Linked DNA regions of Homo sapiens: region 1 is linked to region 2. The links are chromatin contacts, found by Hi-C or POLR2A ChIA-PET in ENCODE. All regions are on one chromosome and are shown on one strand. The core of a region is the stretch at or near the end of the contact, and the rest is flanking DNA. Distances in the headings are between cores, read along the strand shown. Region 1 overlaps PTPN3 (protein tyrosine phosphatase non-receptor type 3). Region 2 has its middle 23 kb from the start of EPB41L4B.

Region 1 (6,276 bases), core at 1,435-3,934, 65 kb after region 2:
TCGAATCACACGTCATTTCAGAAATATGGAACAAATTCCTGACCCCTCTGGATCCAGCGGGCTGACCAGGACTCTGTTCAGAAGCCTCCCTCTGCCATCCCCACAGTCCATGAACTAACAGATACACTCAGAGAGAAGCTCCTCCTTAAAAACGCAGATGCCCCCAGAGAGGGACTCCACAGCATGTCTTCGAGTGCTGCTAGAACAAACCTGCACGTTGTGCACATGTACCCTAGAACTTATAATAATTAAAAAAAAAAAAAAAATATATATATATATATATATATGGGCTTTATATATATATATGGGCTTTAATATATATATATATGGGCTTTATATATATATATATAGGGGCTTTCAGCAGAGGCGAGCGAGGCCTGGGAAGGGGGCACACCCTGTGAGCGCATCTGGCCTGTGAGCGCTGGTCCTCAACACAGCTGCTGGGGCAGATGAGGCTGTGCATGATGGCAGCTGGGGGGTAGGCGACCACCTGCCCTCACTTTGTCCTAGAGTAGGGATGAGTAAACGTTTTCTGTAAAGGGCCAGAGAGGCTTTGTGGGAGTGAGGGCTCTGATTCAACTGCTCAACTCTGCAGTCATTAACCCACCAGTAAACAAATGGCTGTGGCTGTTACCAAAAAAACTAGTTACAGAAACAGATGGGATTTGGCCTGTGGGTTTAGTTTGCAGATCCTGCTTAAAGGTGCCTGGAGGAGAGTGGTGGCCCTGCAGGTTGAACTTGAATTGTTTTTCTCTTATCAGCTTTAGCAATGCTGAGGGGTTCTCTTAATAGCATTCCTGAAGTGGGTAGATCTGTTTGCCAACTGTGTGCCCTCATTTCTGGGAACCTCAGTATTCATTTGCAAAATGGGTTTAAAAATACTGACCTTACCACTTGTTATCAGAACTTAAGAAGGTGCTATGAATCTAGTGGATAGCCAATGCCAGGCACAGAGCAGGCACTTGGCCTTCGGCAGCTGTTAAGGCCACATTAAAAAAAACCTCTCAATTCTAGGCTGGGTGCGGTGGTTCACGCCTGTAATCCCGGCACTTTGGGAGGCCAAAGTGAGTAGATTGCCAGGTGTTTGAGACCAGCTTGGACAACATGGTGAAACCCCATCTCTACAAAAAATATGAAAAAAATTAGCTGGGTATGGTGGTGCATCCCTATAGTCCCAGCTGAGGTGGGAGGATCACCTGAGCCTGGGGAGGTCAGCGCTGCAGTGAGCTGCGATCGTGCCACTGCACTCTAGGTTTGGGCGATAAAGTGAGTTTTTAAAAAAAAACAAAAAAAACCCCAAATATCTCAAACCAAACAAAAACAAAAAAAACCCCCAACTCTCAATTCTGAGGGTTGAACCAACTTCCTTATGTAGCTCAGGAATGCAGCACATTTGTAATGCAAATTAAAAACTCATTGAAAGATTGCTTCCCAGCACAAAACTTCCTTTATAAATACACAACATACCTTAAGATTAAATCCAAATTTTCCATCTTCATCTGGTGTGATACGGATCAAGACTAAGTAGCTGTCACCATTATCATTCTGGAAAACGGTTTGAAAGTGGTCATTTGCATCACATCTCTCTCCAGCAGTTGGTGATAAGATATTTTCATTTAGTTAGAGCTACTCAGCTGCCCACAAGAGGCCGGGAAGCCCTGGGTGTGTGGATCACCCGGCTGCCTGCGCTCGCTCACCTTGTCACAGTAGTACTGGCTGGCGTCCTCGGTGGAGCCCCCTTTGGTCACCCTGTGGAAGTCATCTAAGAGCTGCTGATCAACGCCGTCAGGTGAGCAGGAGCCTGGAGCATTTGAAGATGGAGACACAGAACTGGATGACTTCTGGGTCAGGTAGCTTTGTGCCGGATTGTTCTCGGATAAACTCCTTCATCATGGGGAAGGAGGAGATATTAATAACTGGGTTAATATTTTATTAGAGCAAACACTACTGACTGTAGGGGCCTGGCAGCTGGGGGCTGTATGTTTCCCTGGAACCTCAGCTGCATAGGTTGTCAGCGGGATTTGAGTACACCCAGGGCCCACTGACCACCCCTGACCGCATCTGGCCTAGACACTGTCACATGGTTTTGGGGAAAAGGGATAGGAGGCAGGGTGGATCTGGAAACTGCTGAAAACTTTGCTCCCTTCCCCGCTGCTTTAGAAGGGTGACAGGGAAATGTGTCCAGCTCCTCTGGTGGTTTCATTACTGAACCAGGCTCTGCCAGGCAAGCTCATGCAGATGCACAGCCCATCCCTTCTGAAAGCTTTTTTCCTTCTGTCTCACTTCTGCGGATGGTTCTGCTTCATAGGACTCTTGCCTCCTCAAAGGAAACAGGACTGTTGTTGTTGTGCGTTCAGGAGAATTTATATTATTCCTAGTTGGCATGATTTGCCTGTGACATCCATGAACTGCCACGCTGAGATCTTGTTACATTTTCCTCTATCGAATATAGTTTCTTCTGTATCGTGGAGCTGCACTGTCTAGTATGGTAGCCACTAGTTATATGTGGCTACTTAAATTTAAATAAATTAAGACAAGAAACCAGCCATACTTCACATGCTCACTAGCCATATGCGGCCAGTGGCTCCCGTATGAGACAGTGCAGTCAGAGAACATTTCACCACGGCAGGAAGTCCTGCTGGACAGCGCTGTCTTAGAGAGTTACAGATGATGAAAACGGAACAGAACTTTGTGGTCATTTGTTCTAACTCCCAGTTCACAGATGAAGAAGCTGAGGTCAGGAGAGGCTGAGTAACTTGCCCAGGGTCACATGGCTTTCCCCCGGCTTAGCAGACAGAAACCTGACCGATGTGCGTCCTAAGCCTTTCTTCCCTCTCCAGACCATGCAGAGCCCACTTCCAAGACCCCTATTTCTAACCCCTCAGAGTCACAGGGATTAACCATCCCTGCTGTCACTGTACAGGACAGGACCCTTGAGTCTCTGCATCACCCACACCAGCCCCTTCCGGAGCCACAGGCCCAGCACAGACACCTTACAGAGCTGATGACTATGGGGCTCTCCTACATTCTAAGACTCTGCCCCACCCTAACCTCATCCAAAGTGAAGTGAGGGGAGAAGCGCAGAGACCAAGTCATTCAGTGAAACCCAGACAAAAGACAGCTGCTACTGCCTCTTTCTTGACCTTCATTTCAAGCCCTTATCCATGGATTTTTTATGAAATTGGTGCTTCTCTTTCTCCTAGTGAGTTTAAATGAGCCTAATTTAAATATAAAATCTGTATCATAGTCACACAGAATGATTCATAATCACAATCTATTTGAATAAAATATTCAGTGACAGACCAATGGAGAAACACAGCGATACAGTAGGACAAGAGTCTGGCCTTATGGTGTCCAAGTGGCTGGTTGGGGGTAGGGTGTTATGGATGGGAAGGCATTTCAGAGACAGAGTATTTTGGAATTGAAGTTGTATACAAGTTTTCAGATTGAAAAAGCATGACTTTCACTTACGTAAAAGGAAGCTTTACAAAATTCCCCCCAAATACGGCATCTTTGCTGGGTTTCACTGTTTACAAGAGCATCACCCAGTGGCAGAAAGGGCAACTGCTTGGCAGTTACAAAACAAGTTAAAATGGTATTTCCAGTTCTCGTTCTGTCTGTCTCTGTCTCTGTCTCTACCTCTGTCTCCCTCTCTCTCCCTCCCTGCACCCCCCCAATCCATTTTTTTTTCTTTTGAGGTAGGGTAAAGCTCTGTTGCCCAGGCTGGAGTGCCATTACATGACCACAGCTCACTGCAGCCTCGATTTCCTGACTCAAGAGATCTTCCTATCTTGGTCTCTTGAGTAGCTGGGACCACAGGCATTCGCCATGTCCAACTAATTTTAATTTTTTTTTTTTTTTGAGTCAAAGTCTCGCTCTGTTGCTAGGCTGGAATGCAGTGGTGCAATCTCGGCTCACTGCAACCTCCGCCTCCCGGGTTCAAATGATTCTCCAACCTCAGCCTCCTGAGTAACTGGGACTACAGGTGCCCGCCACCACACCCGGCTAATTTTTTATATTTTTAGTAGAGACAGGGTTTCACCATGTTGGCCAAGATAGTCTCGATCTCTTGACCTCGTGATCCACCTGCCTCGGCCTCCCAAAGTGCTGGGATTACAGGTGTGAGCCACCATGCCCAGCCTTTTAAAAATTTTTTGTAGACACAGGGTCTCACTATGCTGCCTAGGCTGGTCTAGAACTCATGGTCTCAAGCAATCCTCCTGCACTGGCCTCCCTAAGCGCTGGGATTACAGGTGTGAGCCACCATCCCCAGCCCTATTTTTCTTTTTTGATTTAAAACTCAATGGTCTGTCTAAACTAGCCCATGGTACTAAATGACAACAGTACTACTACTATTACTATTGCTGCTAGTACTAATACTATATTCCAAGTCATTTTATGCCCTAACCTATTTTTTTTTTTTTTTGAGACAGAGTCTTGCCCTGTCGCCCAGGCTGGAGTGCAGTGGCACAGTCTCAGCTCATTGCAAGCTCAAGCTCCACCTGCCAGGTTCACACCATTCTCCTGCCTCAGTCTCCCATGTAGCTGGGACTACAAGCACCTGCCACCAATGCCTGGCTAATTTTTTTTTTTTTTGTATTTTTAGTAGAGATGGGGTTTCACCATGTTAGTCAGGATGGTCTCGATCTCTTGACCTTGTGATCTGCCCGCCTCGGCCTCCCAAAGTGCTGGGATTACAGGCATGAGCCACCGTGCCCGGCCTGCCCTAACCTATTTTCTAAGCAGGGTTGGAGGGGTTACTCTTAGTCATTTATTTCAACAAATGGCTGATTTTTGGCCTGCTCAACTGTGTACACAGGTGCTCTGTAGGGCGCGGTGATATTCTGTTCAGTGTGCAAGATGGACAGACAGACGAGGAAGAGGACATCAAATGAGGAGATGCAATGAGTAAGTGGCAGCTGGCCACAGCACAGGGTGGCCAGGGGTGAAGGCACCAAAGCCCTAGTGCCTCCTCTGTCGCTGGGCAGAATGCAGTGCGGCTGAGGAGCGCAGGGGAGTTGCCCCATGAATTCCACAAGTGGAGTGAAGAAAGGGGCAGGATGAGGGATGCAAGAAGATGGTGAGGATGGGATGGAGCCAATGACAAGGGGGAGGAAGGAGCAGAAGAGGTTTGTCCCTGAGGCAGGACGGGGAAGACACCATGGAAGAGCCAGTGTGGGACTGACCACATCCTGGTTCTTAGGGAGAAAGGGGCAGAGACAGAGAAATGTGAGACACAGACTGACCATCAGGCAGACAAACAAGTATTCACCCTCCAGAAAACACATGCTTCTGAACTGTAAAGGCAGCAGGCATCAGAAAGAAACACTCCCATGAAAGAGACACTCCCGCACGAAGCTCTCCCTAAACCCTAGAAAATTAAAGACCTCCCCGCCCCGCCGCCTGTGAAAGGAGGCAAAGTCCTGCTCTCAAATTGTGGTGTGATGGAACAGGGGCCCTGTTTTGGGAGCTTCTCAAGGTCAGGAGACCCTAGTGCTCTTTCTGTTCCTCTCCTAGTACTCGGAACACAGGACCAGGCACACAGGGAGTACTCAACTGAAATGCTGAGTGAATGAAGAATAAAGCCTCTTGGCAAGGTACCAAGAGGATCACCCGAGGTGATTGGGTGAGTTACTCTAAAAGAGCAAGGAATTTACTCAGGAATCTGGAAGCTCAGGTGCAAAGTGAAGGCGAGTTAAATGGTTCTCATCTGCAAGATCAGAGCTTCTGAGAATGTGCTGTGCACAGGAACCAGCTGGGGTCCTGCTGAATGCAGAGTATGATTCGGCAGGCCTGTGTGGGTCTGAGATTCTGCATTCCGACCAGCTCTCAGGTGCTGCAGCTGCTGGCCTGTGGCCACAGCTGGAATAGCACGGCGCTAGAGGAACTCATACCAGTTCACCCAGAGGGCACAGTTTCTTCTGAATAAAATTCCTGGAGAAATTTCCCACATGGCTCCTCACATAAGGGTCCTTGAGTAACAGAAAGAAGACTGTCTTCCAATACACATTTTTATGATGTGGAGACAGTCACCACAGGAAACAGCTCATCTGGGGCTGTAATAAATGCCAAGGGCACAAGATCAAAGTGGCAGAGGGGATATGGTTCAGGTATGGTGCTTTATGAGCTCACAGTCTTTCCTGCTGGAACAACAGATCATGAATCTGTCTAGGCTTCCCCTATAGATATCAGACACCTCACTGGCAAGAAAGCACTTGCTAAACCTCGGTCAATTCATCCCTGAATTCTCTGAGGAGAATTTCTCATTGACAGATG
Region 2 (6,611 bases), core at 3,501-6,000:
GGATGACAGAGTGAGACTCCATCTCAAAAAATAAATAAATAAAAATAATAATAAATAAATAAATGGATATTTTCAAAGTAAAAAGTAGATACACAGCAGCAAATTTGAGATACTTAGCACAGTGAACCAGTTCTGCTAGGTTTTTGTTTGTTTTGTTTTGAGATGGAGTCTCACTCCGTTGCCTGGGCTGGAGTGTGGTGGCGCGATCTTGGCTCACTGCAACCTCCGCCTTCTGGGTTCAAGCGATTCTCTTGCCTCAGCCTCCCGAGTAGCTGGAATTACAGGCATGTGCCACCACGCCCAGCTAATTTTGTATTTTTAGTAGAGATGGGGTTTCACTATGTTGGTCAGGCTTTTTTTGAACTCCTGATCTCAAGTGATCCACCTGCCTCTGCCTCCCGAAGTGCTTGGATTATAGGTATGAGCCACTGCACCCAGCTGCTACTTTCAACTTATCAGAGAAGTCTGGCTTCTCCTAACTGTTGGGTTCTTGATCCCCTGATCAGTCCCACCCCAACAACCCCTTCCTTGGTCCCTGAAGAAGCATGGCTAGTTTTCCAGGCGCAGTTCCTGGTTCAGGACAATGCACTTCTGCAGACAGCTCTCAGAGCCCCCAAAGCAGCTGCTGAGCCTCCCTGCTTCCCACACCCAGAAATCTCTTTCCGTGGGTCTTGCCAGAAGGCCTGGGGTTCCTGAAGCCCCGCCTACCTTAAGGCTGCCTCACTGGAGAGGTACTTCACAAGGGGCCGAGGCCTTCCTGATTGGCATAAGAGCCATTTTTAAATTTTTTGGCCACGGTTAACTAAATGTTCCTGACTTAGCTGTCAAACTTGAATCAGCCTCTTCGCGGGAAGGCCTGAGGGCATGTTAGCCAGCCCCAGTGTTAACACAGCATGAAGCTGTACCCTAGAAAAAAAGGAGGAAGGTGATGGCCCTACCTAGAGAAGAATTCTCTTTTACAACTGCAGTTTTAAAGACAGAATTGGCAAGCCAGAAAGAAAGGAGAATAATTCTTACTGAGCACCTTCTCTGCATACTCTGCATTCATACATATTTTTTTAATTCTCATAACAACCTAAATGCTTGTATTATTTTCCCCAGGCCTGCCTGTAACATCTGTGGGGCCAGGATGAGGTCCACATACCATATGCCTCAATTTTTCAAAGTTAAAAATTACGCTAATAAGCTATTAACTAAAAGATGCGCTAACCTCCTAACTTGACACATGTCTTCTTAATGACCTGGAAGGCCAAGTTCACATTTAGAATTCTTAAGCTCATCAGTGTTCTGTGCTGAACTGTAGCCAGGCAGGGAGAGCTGCCCCCTTCTCTTCTCAACCCTGACTCTGTCTTGAACCACCACGAGGACACACCTGTGTGGAAGTAGGATGCTCCAGCTCTGTCCACCTCCATTCTGATCACCCCCTTCCCATCAGCTGCCTTTGACTTCCTTTGGGGCCTAGGAAGGGCCATGTAGTCCAACCTCAAGGGGAAAGATCTGGGGAGTAACCTTCAGAGAACCCAGAAGTGGGCTCAGCCTCATTTGGACAGGGAATTTCAGGGTCCTGGCTCTTGTAATGTGGTCTAGAAATGGGAGCGATTGGGCCAGGTGCAGTGGCTCACGCCTATAATCCTAGCACTTTGGGAGGCCAAGGTGGGTGGATCACCTGAGGTCAGGAATTCAAGACCAGCCTGGCCAACATGGTGAAACCCCATCTCTACTAAAAATACAAAAAATTAGCCAAGTGTGGTGGCGGGCACCTGTAATCCCAGCTACTCAGGAGGCTGAGGCAGAAGAATCGCTTGAACCCGGGAGGCGGAGGTTGCAGTGAGCCAAGATAGCACTACTGCACTCCAGCTTGGGCAACAAGAGCAAAACTCCATCTTGAAAAGAAAAGAAGAAAGGGAAGCAATTGTTCTAAGAGGCAGGTCCCTTTGGCCCCATGAAACCCCTGCCCAGCAGGGTGAGTATAGGCAAAAGAACACTGGAATAGGGCCTTATAGTTGATGGGTTGATGAGGGTTGATGACAGCAGGGGCCCCTGTTGCCTTAGCTTAAAGGTTTTACTGACTTCATTTCCTGCGCAAATGAGCTAATCAAACAGCGTTGCCGGGAGAGGCCAATCCTTGGGACAATGAACCCAGGGAGAAGAGGCAAAGTCCTTAATCCAAGGAGAACAGCTGGTGGCATGTTAATCCATGGGTGATGCAGGGTTGACACACCAGTACTGCACATTCTCAGGTCACTTGCTGAGTTCATGGATGTGAAACGGAATGCTCAGATGCCAAACATCTCATGACCATCACATAGCCAGTCAGCGACAGAGCTAGGCTGTGAACTCGTATCTGTCTCATTCCAAGATCCCTGCTCTTTCTATATTCCGTATTACTCCATGAAAAACCATAGAGGAGGGTGGCTGAGGTTGAAAAGAAAAGAGGATGCAGAAATTAGAGGGCTGAGTCTTCAGGATTTGATGAATCTTAGCTTTCCTGACTACAACACAAACCAAAGTCCAGTCCAAGGGGCTCCTGAATATCAGTTGGACACCCAGATAAGCTCCTGACTGATTGCCACCCTCTAGCCCCCGTAGGCCATACTCCTGCACTTAAAATGCAAGATTCTTGTCTGTAATCCCAGCACTTTGGGAGGCTGACATGGGAGGATAGCTTGAGCCTAAGAGTTTGAGAACCAGCCTAGGCAACATAGTGAGAGGCTGTCTCTTAAAAAAAAAAGAAAAAAAAAAACTTCCACGATTCTCCCCTCAAGTCTCACTCTGTTTCCCAGGTTGGAGTGCAGTGGCCTGGTCTCGGCTCACTGCAGCCTCTGCCTCCCAGGTTCAAGGGGTTCTTGTGCCCCAGCCTCCCAAGTACCTGGGATTACAGGTGCCCACCACTACGCCCGGCTAATTTTTGTAAATTTTTAGTAGAGATGGGGTTTTGCCATGTTGGCCAGGCTGGCCTCGAACTCCTGACCTCAAGTAATCAGCCTGCCTTGGCCTCCTAAAGTGCTGAGATTACAGGTGTGAGCCACGCGCCCAGCCCCTTAGATGCATATCTCATTGTCCCAAACTTCTCCACCTGCTAACTTTAAGATTTCGCTTTGATGAACTCTGACTTTTCCTCTCATTCCGCCGAGCCATTCTGCCTGCTCAGTGAAAAAAGGTGGCCTTGGGTTTGCCAACCAATGACACTTTCCTCAGGCAAGGGTAACTCACAGAGTACAAGTGACACAAGATTTTTTTCTTCTTAAATTTAACTACTAAAATTATAACTTATTTATAGATCTCTAATTGGCTTTGTAAATGAAGGCCAGAATGCATCATAAAGCAAGATTCAAAGAAAGAGAACACCTAAGTACAGATTGGAAATATGGCCATTAAATTTATATGCCTATCGAGGCTGGATGCGGTGGCTCATGCCTGTAATCCCAACACTTTGGGAGGCTGAGGTGGGTGGATCACTTGAGGTCAGGAGTTTGAGACCCACCCGGCCAACATGGCAAAAACCCATCTTTATTAAAAATACAAAAATTAGCTGGGTGTGGTGGTGCATGCCTGTGGTCCCAGCTACTCGGCAGGCCAAGGCACAAGAATCACTTGAACCCGGGAGGCATAGGCTGCAGTGAGCCAAGATTGTGCCACTGCACTCCAGCCTGGGCGACAGAGCAAGAATCTGTCTCAAAAAATAAAATAAAAATGAAAATAAATAAATAAATAAAATGTATATACCTATTGAGGTATTAAAAGTCTTGGCCTTCTTTCATTATCCTTTTAAGACCAGTGGTTCTCAATCTGGACTCACGTTGAAATCACCTGGAGAGTTTTAAGGGACACTAAAGTCTGGGTCCCAACCCCAGAGATTTTGTTGTGATTGCTCTGGGTGTGAGGACTTTAAAAAATTCCCCAAGTAATTTTTTTTTGCACAACTAAGATTGTGCATGGGTTTGAAGGGCAAGTCTTGCAGGTCTCACAGTAACTATCTGAGTTGCTTTTAGTATTTGAAAGTATGGACCTTGAGCCTGCCGAGACCCAGTATTTCCAAAGCTTCCCAACTTTGTTAACTGTGAAACGTCATTGACTTCCAGGGTCATAGGCATACTCTCCATACGGTCTAAGTTCTTCCTGCAATTATGGCTTTAAGGAAAGAGGGTCTTAATTTGTCTCCTGCATAAATGAGCAAGTCAAGTGTGGTGGGCCAGGAGGGGCCAATGCCTGGGAAGATAGATCCAGGGGGAAGAGGCAGAATGCTTATCCCAAGGGGAACAGCTTGTGCCATCTTCATCCTTGAGGGTTCTTGGGTCACTTGCTGAGGGGTTTTTCCCTCTCTTTTCAGCTGCATTTATCCAGCTACTATGGGCTGCTCGGGCTCTGGCAGGATCTCCCTGTGTCAGAGTCTTCTACAGTAAGAACCCTCTCAAAAGGTGTGGAAGGGGAAACAGAAGAGGAGCTAAAGGCTCAGGAGCTCAGGTCCCTGCCCCCACCTCGTCCTCCTCAGCACAGCCCCGATCACGTGGGTTGCCACCCACTCATTTGTTGGTGACTCTGAACCTTGGTTAGGGACAATTACCCACCACAGTCTCTCAAGCAGCTGCTTAGAACTTGCCCAGCGAGTTCTGCAGCAAGGTCTGGCCTGCTGAACTCACCCCAGGACTGTGGCTCCCTGAGGCTGGAGCGGAGCCTTTTTTCAGAAGCCTCTCAGATCGACTTTCTTTATAAGCTGAATGTGGCCTTTGCGGTCACCCTCTTGGTCATCCACAGATCTAAAGATTCCTGACCACACTTGTTGTCAGCCGAAATAACAAACCAAGCTCTCTCCCGACCCACGATGGAACCAGGCCTGGGAAGAGAATGCCCACATTGTTTTATTGTGAGATCAGGCATAGCTTTCCCAGTGGTAAAGGGAAACCCTCAAATGCCTTTAATACTTCTGCCAGTCCTGGCAGGTTATTTTCATTCTTCACCAGGGCACAGAAAACGATTGTTTCAGGGAACTCTCAAGCTCCCTCTAGTGTTTTCAATATATTGGGCATTACCTGAGCATCAACATTTTGAGGGACCTAAGGAAATAATCAGATGTTTGGACTAAGACTTATGAATGGAGATCATCATACCAGTGATATTTATTTATTTATTTATTTATTGAGACGGAGTCTCGCTCTGTCACCCAGGCTGGAGTGCAGTGGCATGGTCTCGGCTCACTGCAACCTCCGCCTCCTGGGTTCAAGCGATTCTCCTGTCTCAGCCTCCTGAGCAGCTAGGATTACAGGCGCGCACCACCACGCCCTGCTAATTTTTGTATTTTTAGCAGAGACGGGGTTTCACCATGTTGGTCAGGCTGGTCTTGAACTCCTGACCTCGTGATCTGCCCACCTCAGCCCCCCAAAGTGCTGGGATTACAGGCGTGAGCCACCGCGCCTGGCCCAGTGATATTTATTATGATAGTAAAAAATATAAGTAACCCAAATAGGGAAGTGGAAAAATAATCATGATACAGTATGGCATACCACTTTGAAACACTGATGTTTATGAAGACTTTTTAATGACATGGGAAAATGTTCATGACGTTATCGTGTTAATGAAATTGTACGTACATTGAGATATACACAATGTAAAGAAGTATGTAATATGTGCACAGAAAAATGTTGGAAAGAAATGTCCCCAACTGTCAGCTATTTCTAGGGGTGGGATTATAGGTCATTTAAATTTTCTTCTTGAGTCTATATCTGAAAGTCCCACACTGAGTTTGTAGAAAAATATAATTAGGATACAGGAATTTACAATCTGGAAAAAGTTATTCTATCAGTCGGGGCCTCAATAGGAAACAGGTGGTACACTAACATCAAAACGGTTTGAGGATGGTTCGTTGATAAGGGGATTAATTTCAAAAGTGTGGGAGTGTGGGGAAATCACAAGGGATGCTGCAGGGTCTTTCGTATAGAGCTACAGAGCTGTTACCATTGCTAGGAGAAAGAGAAGAGGCAAGGAAGGAGTTCACAGAACCTAGAAGGAGAAAGAGACACACAGCTGGCCACAGTAAGAGGAGCAATGACTTTCGGTTGGGGGAAGACCCAACCAAAGGTGACCTCATAGTGTCTGTCACTTGCCTCCCTCCTCTGATCTCCTGGGGATCCCTGCTAGACAGAATCAGCTGAAGCCAGCAGGCAGGAAGATCATGATGCAATCCATACAGACCCATATCATGAGGCTCAGAGCAGAGTACAAAAGGGTAGAGAGTGATTTAGGGCTAGGAGGTGTTCATATGAAAGATATCAAGCAGAGATATTTTTGATGTTGTTTTGTCTTTAGAAACAGGGTCTCGCTATGTTGCCCAGGCTGGACTTGAATTCCTGGGCTCAAGTGATCCTCCTGCCCCAGCCTCCCAAATAGCTGGGATTATAGGTGTATGCCACTATGCTCAACCCAACAGAGTTTTAAAAAGAATTTGTAAAAGCTTGAAGAATTTATTAAGTGAAAGTCAGAATGGACTTTAGGGTAGTTTTCTAGACCAACCATGGCTTTCATTTTGCAACATACCTTGATCAAGTCCTGGGAAGATGACCACTGGACTTTCGCAGGGGCAACCTTAGACATGGGCAGCCCTTTGCTCCTGAAAA

What was found. Hi-C counts contacts between places; a loop is a spot of excess contacts on that map. ChIA-PET counts read pairs that join two places held with the same protein, here RNA polymerase II (POLR2A). Pooled maps may share reads with other maps.
Region 1: a loop to region 2 is called in a pooled map, with 2.1 times the contacts of the local background. The contact joins two enhancer-like sites. A Hi-C loop is called at or near these places in 3 of 168 maps with a recorded cell type or tissue (DLD1, endothelial cell of hepatic sinusoid and transverse colon) and 4 of 50 pooled maps. POLR2A ChIA-PET finds 5 or more read pairs at or near these places in 1 of 52 experiments (H1).

The regions. Positions count from the first base shown.
Region 1 is chr9:109,408,532-109,414,807 of GRCh38, forward strand. It overlaps PTPN3 (protein tyrosine phosphatase non-receptor type 3), which reads right to left. Exons shown (of 26, transcript NM_002829.4): 15 at 1,698-1,884; 16 at 1,468-1,545. Among named protein-coding and RNA genes, the nearest start is that of PTPN3, 87 kb to the right of the region's middle. RefSeq lists enhancers at 2,684-2,803, 3,324-3,423. Within about 2 kb of position 2,685, at least 2 of the 41 ENCODE cell types and tissues checked have a DNase peak (open chromatin) inside an H3K27ac peak, as active enhancers do.
Region 2 is chr9:109,340,986-109,347,596 of GRCh38, forward strand. No RefSeq gene overlaps it. Among named protein-coding and RNA genes, the nearest start is that of EPB41L4B, 23 kb to the left of the region's middle. Within about 2 kb of position 4,751, at least 13 of the 41 ENCODE cell types and tissues checked have a DNase peak (open chromatin) inside an H3K27ac peak, as active enhancers do.